Regions from separate parts of the Homo sapiens genome. Here region 2 is linked to region 1. Evidence: read pairs that join two places in POLR2A ChIA-PET (ENCODE). Cell type or tissue: Panc1. All regions are shown on one strand. Each heading gives the region's core, and the rest is flanking DNA. Links, peaks and the distances in the headings are about the cores only. Region 1 overlaps IL23R (interleukin 23 receptor). Region 2 holds the start of C1orf141 (chromosome 1 open reading frame 141).

What was found. ChIA-PET counts read pairs that join two places held together with the same protein. Peaks named below come from ENCODE experiments on the same cell type or tissue, not always from the same donor. Only the 100,000 strongest peaks of a DNase experiment are listed, where the experiment ranks them.
Region 2: POLR2A ChIA-PET joins it to region 1 with 10 read pairs; 5 of 35 experiments call an interaction of 5 or more read pairs at or near these places.

The regions. Positions count from the first base shown.
Region 1 is chr1:67,205,723-67,208,222 of GRCh38, forward strand. IL23R (interleukin 23 receptor) reads left to right here. Exons shown (of 11, transcript NM_144701.3): 6 at 1,188-1,333. Among named protein-coding and RNA genes, the nearest start is that of IL23R, 41 kb to the left of the region's middle. In Panc1, for the core only: no CTCF peak of the experiment used is centred there; no DNase peak of the experiment used is centred there.
Region 2 is chr1:67,128,959-67,141,294 of GRCh38, forward strand. It overlaps C1orf141 (chromosome 1 open reading frame 141), which reads right to left and starts at 6,012. Exons shown (of 8, transcript NM_001276351.2): 1 at 5,972-6,012; 2 at 2,184-2,269. It also overlaps a transcript of IL23R not described here. RefSeq lists an enhancer at 8,245-8,755. In Panc1, for the core only: no CTCF peak of the experiment used is centred there; no DNase peak of the experiment used is centred there.

The DNA.
Region 1 (2,500 bases), core at 1-2,500:
CTGCTTTCTTCAAATAAAATTTCAAGGAAGGACAGATTTATTTTAAAGGAGAACAAAACAAGTTAGCAATAGATATAAATATTCATATGTTTCCCTAATACACAAGAGAAGGAGAAGATTATTGTGATAAAAGATCTGAATTGAACATCCATCTTTCTTTCTTTCTTTCTTTCTTTCTTTCTTTCTTTCTTTCTTTCTTTCTTTTTCTTTCTTTCTTTCTCTTTTTTTTTCTTTCTTTCTTTCTTGCTCTTTCTGTCTCTTCCTTTCTTTCTCTTTTCCTTCCTCCTTTCCCTTCCTTTCTTTCTTTTTTGACAGAGTCTCGCTCCGCCACCCAGGCTGGAGTGCAGTGGCATGATCTCAGCTCACTGTAACCTCTGCCTCCCGGGTTCAAGCGATCCTCCTGCCTCAGCCTCCTGAGTAGCTGGGATTGGCACGCACCACCACCACGCCGGGCTAATTTTTTCTGTTTTTAGTAGAGACAGGGTTTTGCCACGACGACCAGGCTGGTCTCAAACTCCTGACCTTAAGTGATCTGCCCACCTCGGCCTCCCAAATGCTGGGAATACAGACATGAGCCACCATGCCCAGCCTTTCTTTCTTTTTTTTGAGACAAGCTCTCATTCTGTCGTCCAGGGTGGAGTACAGTTGCACCATCATGGCTCACTGCAACCTTGAACTCCTGGGCTCAAGTGACCCTCCCATCTCAGCCTCCTGAGTAGTTGGAATTTCAGGCACACATCACCACACCTGGCTCAATTTAACATCTTTTCAAATCTGATCATCTGAACTAAATTTGGGTGCATATCATCTCTCCTCGAACAGATGGAGGGAAGAGGGGATAGCTCCTTTATCTCATTTTTATACTCTTTTGTTAACAAGGCTAGGCTCTGGAATTTTATTAGTTAGGATTGTAAGGGAGTGAAAGGTGGGGGAAAGACAGGACTATTAGAGTTCAGTTTTTTTTTTTTTAATGGGGAATGGGCTGAATAGAATTTTCCTTAACAGCAGTTTTCTTCTATGTAACAAATTAGCAAATAAGAAAATGTCCATAATTGTTCATTAGACCATGAATTTTATTTTTTTTTACTTTGAGCTTTCTCATATCTAGATATTGACGAAAAGATGCCAGTTTCTCCCTAGGCAAGTTTTAAACAGCCAGGTCTTTTTTTTTTTTTTTTTTTTTCTAGTGATACCTTCTGCAGCCGTCATTTCCAGGGCTGAGACTATAAATGCTACAGTGCCCAAGACCATAATTTATTGGGATAGTCAAACAACAATTGAAAAGGTTTCCTGTGAAATGAGATACAAGGCTACAACAAACCAAACTTGGAATGTAAGCTCAACTTTCATTATGCTTTAGCATGTGAATGAATGATTTAAAAGCCAACCATCAGTGGCTACAGTGGACTTATTATGTCTATTTTACATGTTTTTAATCTGATTGTTTGCATGATATTCAAGCCACTTTAGTTTTTGTTTTATAATTTCAACTTTTATTTTAGATTCGGGGGCACATGTGCAGGTTTGTTACCTGGATATATTGCATGGTATTGAGGTTTGGGGTATGATTGATCCTGTCACCCAGGTGCTAAGCATAGTTACCAATAATTTGCTTTTCAACCCTTGCCTTCCTACCTTCCTCCACACTCTAGTGTGGTCCCCAGTGTCTATTATTGCCATCTTTATGTCCATGAGTACCTGATATGATTTGGCTGCATCCCCACCAAATCGCAACTTGAATTGTGTCTCCCAGAATTCCCAGGTGTTGTGGGAGGGACCCAGGGGGAGGTAATTGAATCATGGAGGCCAGTCTTTCCCACACTAGTCTCGTGATAGTGAATAAGTCTCACGAGATCTGATGCGTTTATCAGAGGTTTCCGCTTTTGCTTCTTCCTCATTTTCTCTTGCCACCACTAAGTAAGAAGAGCCTTTTGCCTCCCACCATGATTCTGAGGCCTTACCAGCCATGTGGAACTGTAAGTCCAATTAAACCTCTTTTTCTTCCTAGTCTTGGGTATGTCTTTATCATTAGCATGAAAATGGATTAATACAGTAAATTGGTACCAGTAGAGTGGGGCATTGCTTAAAAGATACCCGAAAATGTGGAAGCAACTTTGGAACTGGGTAATAGGCAGAAATTGGAACAGTTTGAAGGGCTCAGAAGAAGACAGGAAAATGTGGGAAATTTGGAACTTCCTGGAGACTTGTTGAATGGCTTTGCCCAAAATGCTGATAGCAATATGGACAATAAAATCTAGGCTGGGGTGGTCTCAGATGGAGATGAGGAACTTGTTAGGAACTGGAGGAAAGGTGACTCTTGTTATGTTTTAGCAAAGAGACTGGCAGCATTTTGCCCCTGCCCTAGAGATCTGTGGAACTTTGAACTCGAAAGATGATTTAGGGTGTCTGGTAGAAGAAATTTCTACGCAGCAAAGCATTCAAGTGGTGATTTGGGTACTATTAAAGGCATTCAGTTTTAAAAGGGAAACAGAACATAAAA
Region 2 (12,336 bases), core at 4,582-7,081, 72 kb before region 1:
TCAGGATCCGATGCCAAAAGTTTACATTATTTTGTAATTGGTTTCCTTCAGCTTTTTTTTTACTCTTTTTTCCTTCACCATACATTGCCCTGAGTATGATTTCTTCATGTACTGAATGACATCCCATCCCAGCATGCCCTCTATCACGTCACTACATCCAGATTTTCCCTCCATCACACGATGTAGTCCAGTGTGATAAATAAAGTATACAGACATGCTGGGTGTGGTGGTGTGTGCCTATAATCCCAGCTACCTGGGAGGCTGATGCAGGAGGATTGCTTGACCCTAGGAGTTTGAGACCACTCTGGGCAACATAGCAAGACCTCATCTCATGAAGAAAAAAAAAAAGTAGCCAGGCACAGTAGCATGCATCTATAGTCCCAGCTGCTGGGGAGGCTGAGGTGGGAGAATCAAAAGGATCATTTGAGTCCAGGAGTTTGAGGCTGCAGTGAGCTATGATCATGCTTCTGCACCCCGGCTTGGGTGACAGAGCAAGACCCCATTTCTTTAAAAAAAATTACACAGAGGAAATTCTGGGCCATGGGGGTGCAAGCAGATAGCCTGCCTTGTGACGAACCACACAACCTCAGGTTGCACACTGGGAAGGGGAGATCCAGGATTGTGAAAGCTGATCATATGAAATGGGTCACTCTTGTGGTACCTAACTAAAACACAGTGAGAAGCCAGGGTAAGAGAAAACACTCAGGGCACAGAACATCGCTCCAAAAATGCAGTCCCTCTGCAAGTCTGGCAGCTGAAATTGACTGCTGTGACCTAAACCAGTTGTATCTAATAGCTACTGAAAAGACCTGTGGCAACTCTAAACCAATTTTGCCCACAGCCTTCACTTACCAATCTTGTCAGTGCCTCAAAACCTCACTAGTGCCAATTTGTAACATTTCCTGGTTTTATAAAACCTCTAACCTATTCTTTGTTCTTCAGAATATACTGAAGACTACTGCTCTGTGTGTATGCCCTAATTGCAATTATTTCCTCCCAAATAAATATTTTGATTTTAGAGATTAGTCTCTATATTTTATTTGACATTGACAGGGTAAAGGCATTAGCATAATGTGAATGCTGATGACTTTCTGGATTTCTTACAGGACAATAGGGGACAGATTTTGAAAGAGAACATACATTATGATTATGTGGACATATTTTCTTTTCAGACCCAAGAAACATCCCTCTTGTAAAACTAAACTAAACTAAAACTCTCCGAGGAGTTTTAGCTTTTGTGTTTCCCTTAAACATAATATGAGTTCAAGAGGGGGAGAAGGCTTTCATATTCCCCACCTAAGTTTATTTTACTGGAGACAAAGATTTCTATTTTTCAGCAAGACACAGGTAAATAACTGGAAGAATCAATGTATTGAAGTGAATGAGTTTCCCAGTTTGGGGAACGTATAAACTACATGAGGGCCAGCTGAAACAATGCTGCTCATTTGTGAGAAAGAACAGAAAGCAGATCTTTTTACAGTAAGGTGTCCTACACCTCTCACTTTTAGTCACCCCATCTTCAACACCACATAGGACATTTTAAGAGGCAAAATGTCATCCCATTATACACACACACATACGCACATGCACGCACATGCACACACAGCTGTATTTTTCTATATACAGTTAACCATAGCATGAAATAATTTTTATGTTTTTGCTTTAAAAATAGTTTGCTAAGAGTAAATTATTTGGCTATGAATGATTTCTGGAAAATCACTGTGCAGATCATGAATTTTTTTGAAGTGAGAAAAACTAACCAATTATTTTCAAGGGTCAACAACAGTTTTATGAATACTAAATTTGCCGGTTAATGAAATTGACTGAATGTTAGTTTTGTAGTATTAATTTCATATTTTGAAACTAATACAATTTTTTCAGTTTGCAAATTCTTTTCTCCCATCGGTCTTTGGCAATGTGCCAATGGTGCCTAATGGATAAATGGCCCTGGGAAAAAGTGGAGGTGAGGAAACACTATAGATTAACTTGCTTGCTTTCATCATTATATTTCATAAGTTCATCAAGGGCCTATTTTGTGTCTCCTCAAATAAATGCTGAGAGCAAAGGAACATCAGTACTAATATGATGGTGTTCCCCAACTACTTTGCATAAACTAACTACTAATCTTTTAATGCAAAATGAATCAAGACGATATTAAATGGGCTGGGCGCAGTGGCTCATACCTGTAATCCCAGCACTTTGGGAGGCTGAGGCAGGCGGGTCACTTGAGGTCAGGAGTTTGAGACCAGGCTGGCCAACATGATGAAATCTATTAAAAAAAGAAAAATACAAAAAAAGAAAAGAAAATTAGCTGGGCATGGTGGTGCATGTTTGTAATCCTAGCTACTCTGGAGGCTTAGGCAGGAGAATCCCATGAACCCGGGAGATGGAGGTTGCAGTGAGCCAAGATCACACTACTGCACTCCAGCCTAGGTGACAGAGTGAGACTCCTTCTCAAAAACCAAAAACAAACAAACGCAATGCCATCAGAGCTGTCTTTCTTAAACAGGACACTGATCAGGACCAGTTCCAGCCCACAAACCTTGGCTTGCTCTCATAACCTGAAGAATACCCAAACTCTTCAGATGACATATGAGACCATCCAAGAAAAGATAGTCCAGGATCTGGCTCAGCCCACCTTTCTAGTTTATTCCTCCTTCCCCTTTCTGTTCCACCATTTTCTACCACTCTTACTTCCTGGACACGTCCTGCCCTTTTCTCAAGCACACCATTCACTCCTGCATTTCCTTCTACTCAGAATGTTCTCCCACATGTCTTCCAGTCAAAAGCCTACTCTTTATGAAATATGGTATGAAGACTACCTCTTCTTTTTTTTTTTTTTTTTTTTTGAGATGGAGTCTCGCAGTCTAGGCTGGAGTGCGGTGGCACAATCTTGGCTCACTGCAACTTCCACCTCCCGGGTTCAAGTGATTCTCCTGCCTCAGCCTCCTGAGTAGCTGGGATTACAGGTGCCCGCCACCACACGCAGCTAATTTTTGTATTTTTGGTAGAGATGGGGTTTCACCATATTGGCCAGGCTGGTCTCAAACTCCTGACCTTGTGATCCGCCCACCTCGGCCTCCCAAAGTTCTGGGATTACAGTGCCCAGTCATGACTACCTCTTCTATGAAACTTTCCTTGGCATTGTCTCATTCCTTGTCTCGGTGACAGTCTATTTATTGTGTGCTCCTGGCCTCAAGCAATCCTCCAGCCTCTCAGCCTCCTGAGTAGCTGGGATTACAGGCAAGAGCCACTACACCAGGTTTTAAGAGGTTTACTCGCTGGGCGTGGTGGCTCACATCTGTAATCCCAGCACTTCAGGAAGCTGAGGCAGGTGGATCACTTCAAGTCAGGAGTCGAGACCTGCCTGGCCAACATGGTGAAACCCTGTGTCTACTAAAAATACAAAAAAAAATTAGCTGGTCATGGTGGCGCACGCCTGTAATCCCAGCTACTTTGGAGGTTGAGGCAGGAGAATAACCTGAACCCAGGTGGCGGAGGTTGCAGTGAGGTGTGATCGTGCCACTGCACTCCAGCCTGGGTGACGAGCGAGTCTCCATTTCAAAAAAAAAAAAGAGGTTTACTCTTTGACAGATCTCTTCCTTACTGGGTTGAAAGCTCATTTGAAGCAAGAATTGACTTATCCACCTCCGACTCTCAGCCTCAGGCAAAGCGTTTTACATCTAACGGGGATTTGAAAATTACAATTTAATTTGGAGATGTCTCTGAATATAAATTTTTAGGAAGAGTAATCCTAGTTTATCTGTAATAAATGATGTTACTTCATAATGATTTACTGGAAGATGAAATAAAAAGTTGAGTGTATTATTATAAAATGGGGTTATTGCCAATCTAAACTTGGTAAAATTGTTTTGAAAGGAAACTTGGATTTATGTTCTTAATTTCTAGCACAGTAGTGACAGTTTTTTGTTGTTGTTTGTTCGTTTGTTTTTAAAGAACACAATGAAATAGAGGCCATGCCAATTGGGGCAGAATGAATTCCCAATTACTCTCACAGTGAATCATCTACAGGCCTCACTGCAAAAACTTGCTCTCAACAAAAATTGTAGGTCAATATTATTAGCATATCAGAGACTAAGTCATATCTAAAATAAAAATGTCTTAAATATTTTAAGAGAACAATTTTATTTTAACAGCACCTTTGGGACTAAAAACAAACAAACAAAAAATAACAAAACCCAGTGTCGTCAATATAATAGGCTCAGCTGAGAAGAGTTCTTCAGCAAGTTCTAAACAACTCAGGAAAACTAAGAATCTCTAAAGTTACAAACTAAAGGCCTGAGAAATTATCTAGAAAATGCAGGCTTAAATTAAAATTCACTTCCATTATGTGGCTTTATCAGTTCAAATGCTTACTCCTTGAGGACGAGGCCACTTCTTACACTCTTATCTGACACAGTCCACTACTGAGACCACAGTAGGGACTCACTTCATCTGTTAAATGATTAATGTTTACTCAATAATTAGATAACTGGCTGAGTTATCTCCATCTCACATTCCAAGGATAGACTTAGGGGAATCTTTTTTCTTTAAATCTAAAATGTTGATAAATGGCCCATATTATAGGCTGAATTATGTTGCCCCTAAATTCGTATGTTGAAGTCCTAGGCCCCAGGATCTCAGACTGTGATTGTATTTGGACATACAGCATTTAAAGAGTAAAGTTAAAATGGGGTTGTTAGGGTAGGCCTCTGGCCAGTATGACTGGTGTCATATAAGAAGAGGAGATTGGGACACCGAGGATACACAGAGGAAAGTCGTTGTGAAGATTCAGTGAGAAGGCAGCCACCACCCCAAGCCAAGGAGCGAGGCCTCTGAAGAAAACAACCCTGCCCACCTCTCCATTTCCAACTTTTAGTGTCTAGAACTGTAAGAAAACAAATTTCTGTTGTTTAGCCACTCTGTCTATGATGTTTTGTCATGACAGTCCCAGCAAGCTAGTACAGCCCAGGCACTGAGAACTAATTTAAAAACCCGACCTATGTGCTTAGTTCCGCATTATGCATTTTCTTGTCCCTTATTTATTTATTTTTATTTTTGAGACGGTCTCACTGATTCTGTCACCCAGGCTGGAGTGCAGTGGCTGCGATCTCAGCTCACTACAACCTCCGCCTCCCAGGTTCAAGCGATTCTCCTGCCTCAGCCTCCCCAGTAGGTGGGACTACAGGCGCCCACCACCATGCCCGGCTAATTTTTGTATTTTTAGTAGAGACGGGGTTTCGCCACTGTGGCCAGGCTGGTCTCTAACTCCTGACCTCAAGTGATCCGCCCGCCTTGGCCTCCCAAAGTGCTGGGATTACAGGCGTAAGCCAACGCGCCGGCCTGGAAGGGAAGTTTCTAAGAAAAACTACTAAGGAATTTTAAAACTATGATGTACGTGGATTGTGGAGTATTATTGTGGGCGACTAATCAGATAATGATTGCAAGAATTGATTAGCCAGCTCGAAATCGCAGCACAATTACCGCAGGGGCGATCAGCTTCCACCATCCATTCCAGGATGTTGGGAGTCGTCAATTTGGAAATGTATCAATTAAGCGGCCCCCAGAGCCTCTCGCATCTCTTGCCCGGCCCCGAGTCACCTTCCCCCAGGTGCCTCCATCTCGCTGGAAACATAGGAAGCCCGACTCAAACGCTCTATGCCTATGGTCGTTTCATGGGAAAGCAAAATTAAGGGCAACATTGAGGAAGCTCATTAATATTTAGTTTAGAAGATGCAAAGGGTTCTTCCGCGAACCTGGAAGAGCCCCCCGGGCTCGCCTCTCGCCGCGGTCCCACACTTGCCTGACCTCAACCACACTCTCCCGGTCCAGGCCCCGCTGGAGAACGTCCCACCGACTCCGGGGACAGAAAGGCCGTTTATGTAAAACGACGTTTTTCCTATTTCGCCTCCCACCCTCATGCAAATTTTGATTTTCAACTCTTCCAACCCTTCCGCACCCTGAAACAAACCTCATCTCCTTTCCTCCCTCTTCTGGCTCCGCGGGTTACTCGCCCCGCCCCCACCCTTCAGTCCCTTAGCAACGCGTCCTCGGTCCGTAGAAACCGGTTGCCGAGCTCTGCCTACCTCTGAAAGGCCTAGAGAGCAGAGTTCTCTTCTCAGAGGGGCTTCGCCCACAGACTTTTGTCACTAAAAGCCCAGGTGACTCCCCAGATGCTTACGGATATTAAAACCGATTATGCTGAAGGAGTGGAAGGAGAGTCAAGTAAAAGAAGAAGATCAAGTAAAAAGAACTGGGGAACAGTGACTTTGTTTCCCCTTATTGTACCTCCTTTCTCCTTTTGTGCTTTCCTGGAAACATCGAATTTCAAAAAGAAGCTTACAAAGTCCACCATACAGCTTGCAGGTCTGAATGGAAGTCAACAGTTTATATTTGAATATTTGATGGAAGATTGCTTTCATGGCTTATGATATTAAAAACAGCAACAACAAAAAACCATTCTTATTTCCAAGGCCAAGAAACCTCCCGTGTGGTTAGTAAAATCACCACTGTATTACGCAAGTTGTGTAGCAGACTTGGCTGCACACACACATACCACTTAGCATTTTTATGAGACATAATGGAGATACACTGACATACATTCTGCTGTATTTACTGTATCCTAAGGAACCATTTGTCCTTATTGCTCACTTGTGTGAGCAGAAAATGCACTAAGGCCATGGGAATCATTTATTTTTAGAGCCATAATCTAAAAATGACTGACTTGAAAACAGCTTGTATTTAATTTAAAATGATGGGGAATTTCACAATATTGGTTACATTTTAAGTCAGGGGTTGTTCATCATTCCAAGAATGTACCTTATCTGATGCATCAAAATAGGGGGAAAAGCTTTAAAAAACAGCACTTCAACATCTGTGAGAAGAAAAGGAAAAAAAGCACCAGAATTAATCATCACAAGTCTGTGCTAGTGGCAATGGCAAAACTGCAAAAAAAAAAAAAAAAAAAAAGTATAGTTATGTAGCAATCCAAATTTGGCTAGAAATTGATATTAATAGTCAATGCATGAAAACACTGGAATCAATTTATTTCAAATATTTAAAAAACAAAAATACAATCATTAAAAGTAGAAGGTAGTTTGATTCTTTTCTGTTGCCCAGACTGGAGCACAGTGGTGTGATCATAGCCCACTGCAGCCTCAATCGCCTGTGCTCAAGTGGTTCTCCCACCTCAGCCTCCCTAGTAGCTAGGACTACAGGTGCATGCCACTATGCCAGGCTAATTTTTTTATTTTTATTTTTTTGTAAGGACAGGGGTCTCACTATGTTGCCCAGGCTAGTCTTGAACTTCTGGTCTCAAGTGATCCTCTTGCCTTGTTCTCCCAAAGTGCTGGGATTACAGATGTGAGTAGCCACTGCGACTGGCCAAGGTAGCTTGATTCTATTATATTTTTTAAGCCATATACATTCAGGAACAATGGTTTGTATGGAATTGATAACTGGAATCTAGTTGATAGTGGTGATTTGTCTAAGATTGTTGTAATACCTTCAGCTCAAAAATTTGTACAGAGGTGAAAATTAGCTTCTTAAGAATTCAGTTCAGAAACGTTAGCTACTCATTAATCTTCAGTCAATAAAATTTGTAAAGCATGAATCTTATGAAATTCTTAGAATATTATCATTATCTCAGTTAATATTTATGGAACACGTTCTGCATGTCAGGTACTAGGCTACAACTTTAAAATAGTTCTAATTTCATCCTTTACTTTTCATTCTTAAACCTTAATTCGTATCTATGGAAAGGGTATTATCTTTGATTTTAGAAAAGACCTGACTGAAATTCAAAGAAACTATGTGATTTGCCCAGCATCTTATAATTAGTAATACAATTATTAATATAACACAAAGTACAAAGTATTTTCTCTTTAATAACAAATGTTTGGTAAATGTACACAAAAAAGAATTCAAGTGGATTTTTTCCTAACTACTTTAATTGCTCTCAGTTAAATTCAGTATTTACTGAATGAGTTCATGAACCTATTATAGATAAATACTGGGTAAAGGAGCCTAATGAATGTTTTATTTTAAAAGTATACAGATTTCTTAAAATATAAACTGTATACTATAAGAAAACAAAGAAAATAAAATCTGCAGACTTTTTCCTGCTTCCTTTGAAGTAGGCCAACTACAAAGTTAGAAAGCACATTCCCCAAAACTGCCCTTACTTCTGACACCAAGTTCAGGGGGCCGTCAAAACCCTGAATAGAACCCTCAGGTTCGATAATTTGCTAGAAAGACTCACAGACCTTACTGAAAGCTATTGTATTTAGGGTTATAGTTTATTACAGGGAAAGGTTACAGATTACAACTAGCCAAGGAAAGAAGTTCACAGGGCAGAGTCAGTCCCGAAATAACAAATGTGGAGCTTTTATTGTCCTCTTCCTGTGGAGTCAGGACAGGTTACTCCCTAGCATTGTTGAATGACAATGCACACATGGAGATCTGCCACCCGGGGAAGCTCACCCAATCATTGTGTTCAGAGTTTGTAGTGGGGCTTCATCACACAGGCATAATCGGTTGATTAACCACATGGTTAATCTCTATCTCCAAGTTGATGGATACCACGTGACCCAAAGCCCTTGCCTTAAGTCACATTGTTGATCTTTCTGGAGTGGCCAGTCCCTACTCTAAGACTATGCAGGTGTGGCCACCTCCCCATCCTAAATCACATTGTTAGACTATCTCATATGACTCAAGGTCTCCAGGCAAATAAAGCTCTTTCTATCAGGCATAACATTCCTAGGGCCCAGAGATTATATCTCAGAAGGCAAGGGCAAAGGCCGGACTTTCTTTTCTTTGGGCAAGAGAGTCTTTCCTATAAATTCTTTACTATATACCTACTAGGTTTAGAAAGTATCAAAATTTGTACTTAATCATCCCCAAATGGTGAAAAGCCTGTGATTCTCCACCCCTGCCTTCTGTCCTCTCTTGAGAAAAGAGCATTTTTTTTCCCTTGCCCTACACAAACCATGAAGCCTGGGAGAAGTGTCAGTATTCTTCACCATTCCTAATGTTCCTTTCACATCTTTAAGTTTCTTCTTCCTTAGGAAAAGCTGCCTCTTCTGAGGTTAATGACAACTATCTCCCCATACATATTTACTAACAAATTCCCAGGCATTTCTCACTTTTACAGATTTGGGGACTTTCCCAATGTTCCTTTCCATAATAAATCCATTAAGCCAATAGTTTTGCCTCAAAACTCATTATCTTTCCAGATTAAAGCTATCTTTACTTCATTATCCCCTAACTCTGAAATATTAAGCTCTAACAGGTCCTCTCTGATCACTACCTGTTATCCCTTCTGCCCATTACTTCTCTTATTCTAGATAATGTGCTAGTTGGTCACTTAATGACCTTCTGTCTCTTTTATTTGTGAATCCAATGGACGTCTTTCAGGTCCTATGTTACTTGACAATTCTTCTGAATTGGACACGTTTTACTTCTGGCTCTTTGAAACATTCCCTTCCCTTGGCTTCAATTACACAACTCTCTCCTACTTTTCTTCCTCTGCCTGCTGTAAATATCATTGTACCCTGGGATTCTTTCTTGTTTGTGTGTGTGTTTTTTTTCTCCCTTTGTTTCCTTCCTAGGCTTGACATTCCCTTCCAAATTCAGTCAAAACCATGCAGCATAGAATATAGAACTTCTACCATCTGAGCCCATTCTATGTTGAACTGAGTTCTGATTGTCTTTCTAGCTTTATCTCAGCAAACCCATGGTACAGAAAGTGACTACCTTGTAACTTAATGGGAATTTTCACAAAGTTTTGGGCTTTTTATATCTGTGTCTTTTCATGCTGTTCCCTCAGCACAGGGACTTCAGAACTTCTGCAGCCCCCTGGTTCTAAGGATGGAGAAAGTTATCTATGTTAGGCCAATGAGATCACAACACCCTGACCACAGTGACTGGCTCAGGGAGAAGCAGGTGACTAATGGGAGGCCAGTCAGGGCCCAGACAATTTTATTCCGGGACTTTGAGCCTTCAGGGAAGAAGACTTCCTCTTCTAGTCTGCCTGTTATGACAATTTGAGCCTTATGCTATGGGAGCCACTATGAAGATCCTAAGAGTGGAGTCAATCCAGGGGAAGAAAACTGAGAGCTGGACCTGGGCAGTATCATTTGAGCCCAGGGTCAAGCGATCACTGAACTTAGAGCTACTCTAGACCTCTTCAGCTAACATGATCCAGTAAGTTCTCTTTGTGTATAAACCAGTCTGATTTATTTTTCTATAGAAGTAAGCCTAGAGACTGATAATATGCTCAACAAATATTTGTCAAATGAAAGGAAACCATAAAATGGATAGATTAACTATCTCAGAGGGCTGGTCTGAGAAGTAAATGATTTACCAGTCATTTACTTTTGCTAGGCCAAGCACAGTGCCTAGCAAAAAGCAGGTACATGAAACGTTCATTATGTTTCTATGCCTCCAGCACTCTCCCTGTCACCACACAGTCCACACAACATAGCTCAAAAACTGCTACCTGAACTTGATTATAAGTTCTAAGAAAACTCATATTCACAAAAATTTGACTTCTTCAGTCCTAGGCTTTTTCCCCATAAGTCTTTTTCTTCTATTAAAGACCACAACTTAATATTTACTTATGTTTTTAAAGATCACAACAGTAAACATATTCATTTGTATAGCATCTGCTACAGTTTGAATATTTGTCCCCTCCGAAAGTCATGTTGAACTTTAATCTCCAGTGTGGCAGTATTGAGAGGTGAGGCCTTAATTTATATTTTTTAAAATAAAGATAAAGTCTTGCTATGTTGCCTAGGCTAGTTTCAAACTCCTGGACCCAAGGCATCCTCTACCTCAGCCTCTCCAGTAGCTGTCCTACAGGAAAGACCCACTGCACCCAGCTTGGTGGGGCCTTTAAAAGGTTCTTGGGTCATAAGGGCAGAGCCCTTATGAATGGATTAATGAATTATGGGTTAACAGATTAATGGATTATCATGGGAGTGGGATTGGTGGTTTTATAAGAAAAGGAAGAGAAACCTAAGCGAGCAAGCATAACCCCCTCACCATGTGATGCCCTGTGCCACCGTGGGACTCTGCAGAGACCTCCCAGCAGCAAGAAGTCCCTCACCAGATGTGGCCCCTCAACCTTGCACTTCTCAGTCTCCATAACTGTGAGAAATAATTCCTTTTCTTTATAAATTCCCCATTTTCAGATATTCTGTTACAAGCAACAGAAAATGGACTAAGATAGCATCTTGCAAGGCTTCACTTACTATGCATGCAAAAGCAAAATATTTAAAGTAAAAAATTGTTAGATCTGATTTCATAAATATTTAAAATTTCTGTATGTCAAAAAAAGTCATTAAAAATGTAAGATAGGTTAAACTTGGAAATGTGTATAAACAAAGAGTATCTTAAAATTTTGCAAATCACTAAGGACAAACACCATAATGAAAAAGAATGTATGCTGAATATAGTCACTTTATAAAAGAATACCTACAAATGATCATTAATTATATATTTGATGTTCAATGACATAGTCGAAGTCATGTACATTAAGCCAATAAAATATAATCTTTTTCTTATCATCTTGGCAAGCTGGGGAAAGGAACAGAGAAAGATGCACATCTATGCTCTACTGGTTGAACTGTACATTGTTAGGATGGGAATTTACAGTTTATGTAAAAACCTTAAAAAATGTATTAATCTTTGACTCAGCAGTTTCACTTCCAAAAATTAATATTTAGAAATTAATCATAGAAATGAACAAAACTTGTAACGATGATTTTTATTTAATATTTTTTATAATGGTAAAAAATTTAAAAGTTGATAATAACATCTATCATCTATTTATTGAATTCTCACTTATTAGATTTATTATGTGTCAACAATTGCATTTTCACATACATTGTCTCATTTATTCTTCATTTTATAGATTAAAAAATGAATTTAGAGATATTAAATATTCTGATCAAGATCACAAATCTAGTAAATGGCAGATTCAGAATTTAAACCCAGTTATATTTTTTTCCAAAGCCTATGATCTGAATTACTATTTTTAGATTTTCTTGTCAAAATTTTTGTCTAGCCATAGGATGATAAATATGATGCAGCTGTTACAAGAGGTATGAAGAAATACGTAATAACATAGGAAAATGTGTATGATATTGTGTTAATTGAAGAAATTATAAGATTAGAAAGCTTTATACACAGAATGATTCTTTTAAGACAAAGTATAAGTCTCTGTTCAAAGAAAAAGATCTGTAATAAAACATCCTCAAAAGATAGTTATCTTAGGGTGGTAAAGTATATCTTGGAAATATTTTTCTACTTTGTATACTTTTGTATTTTCTAAAT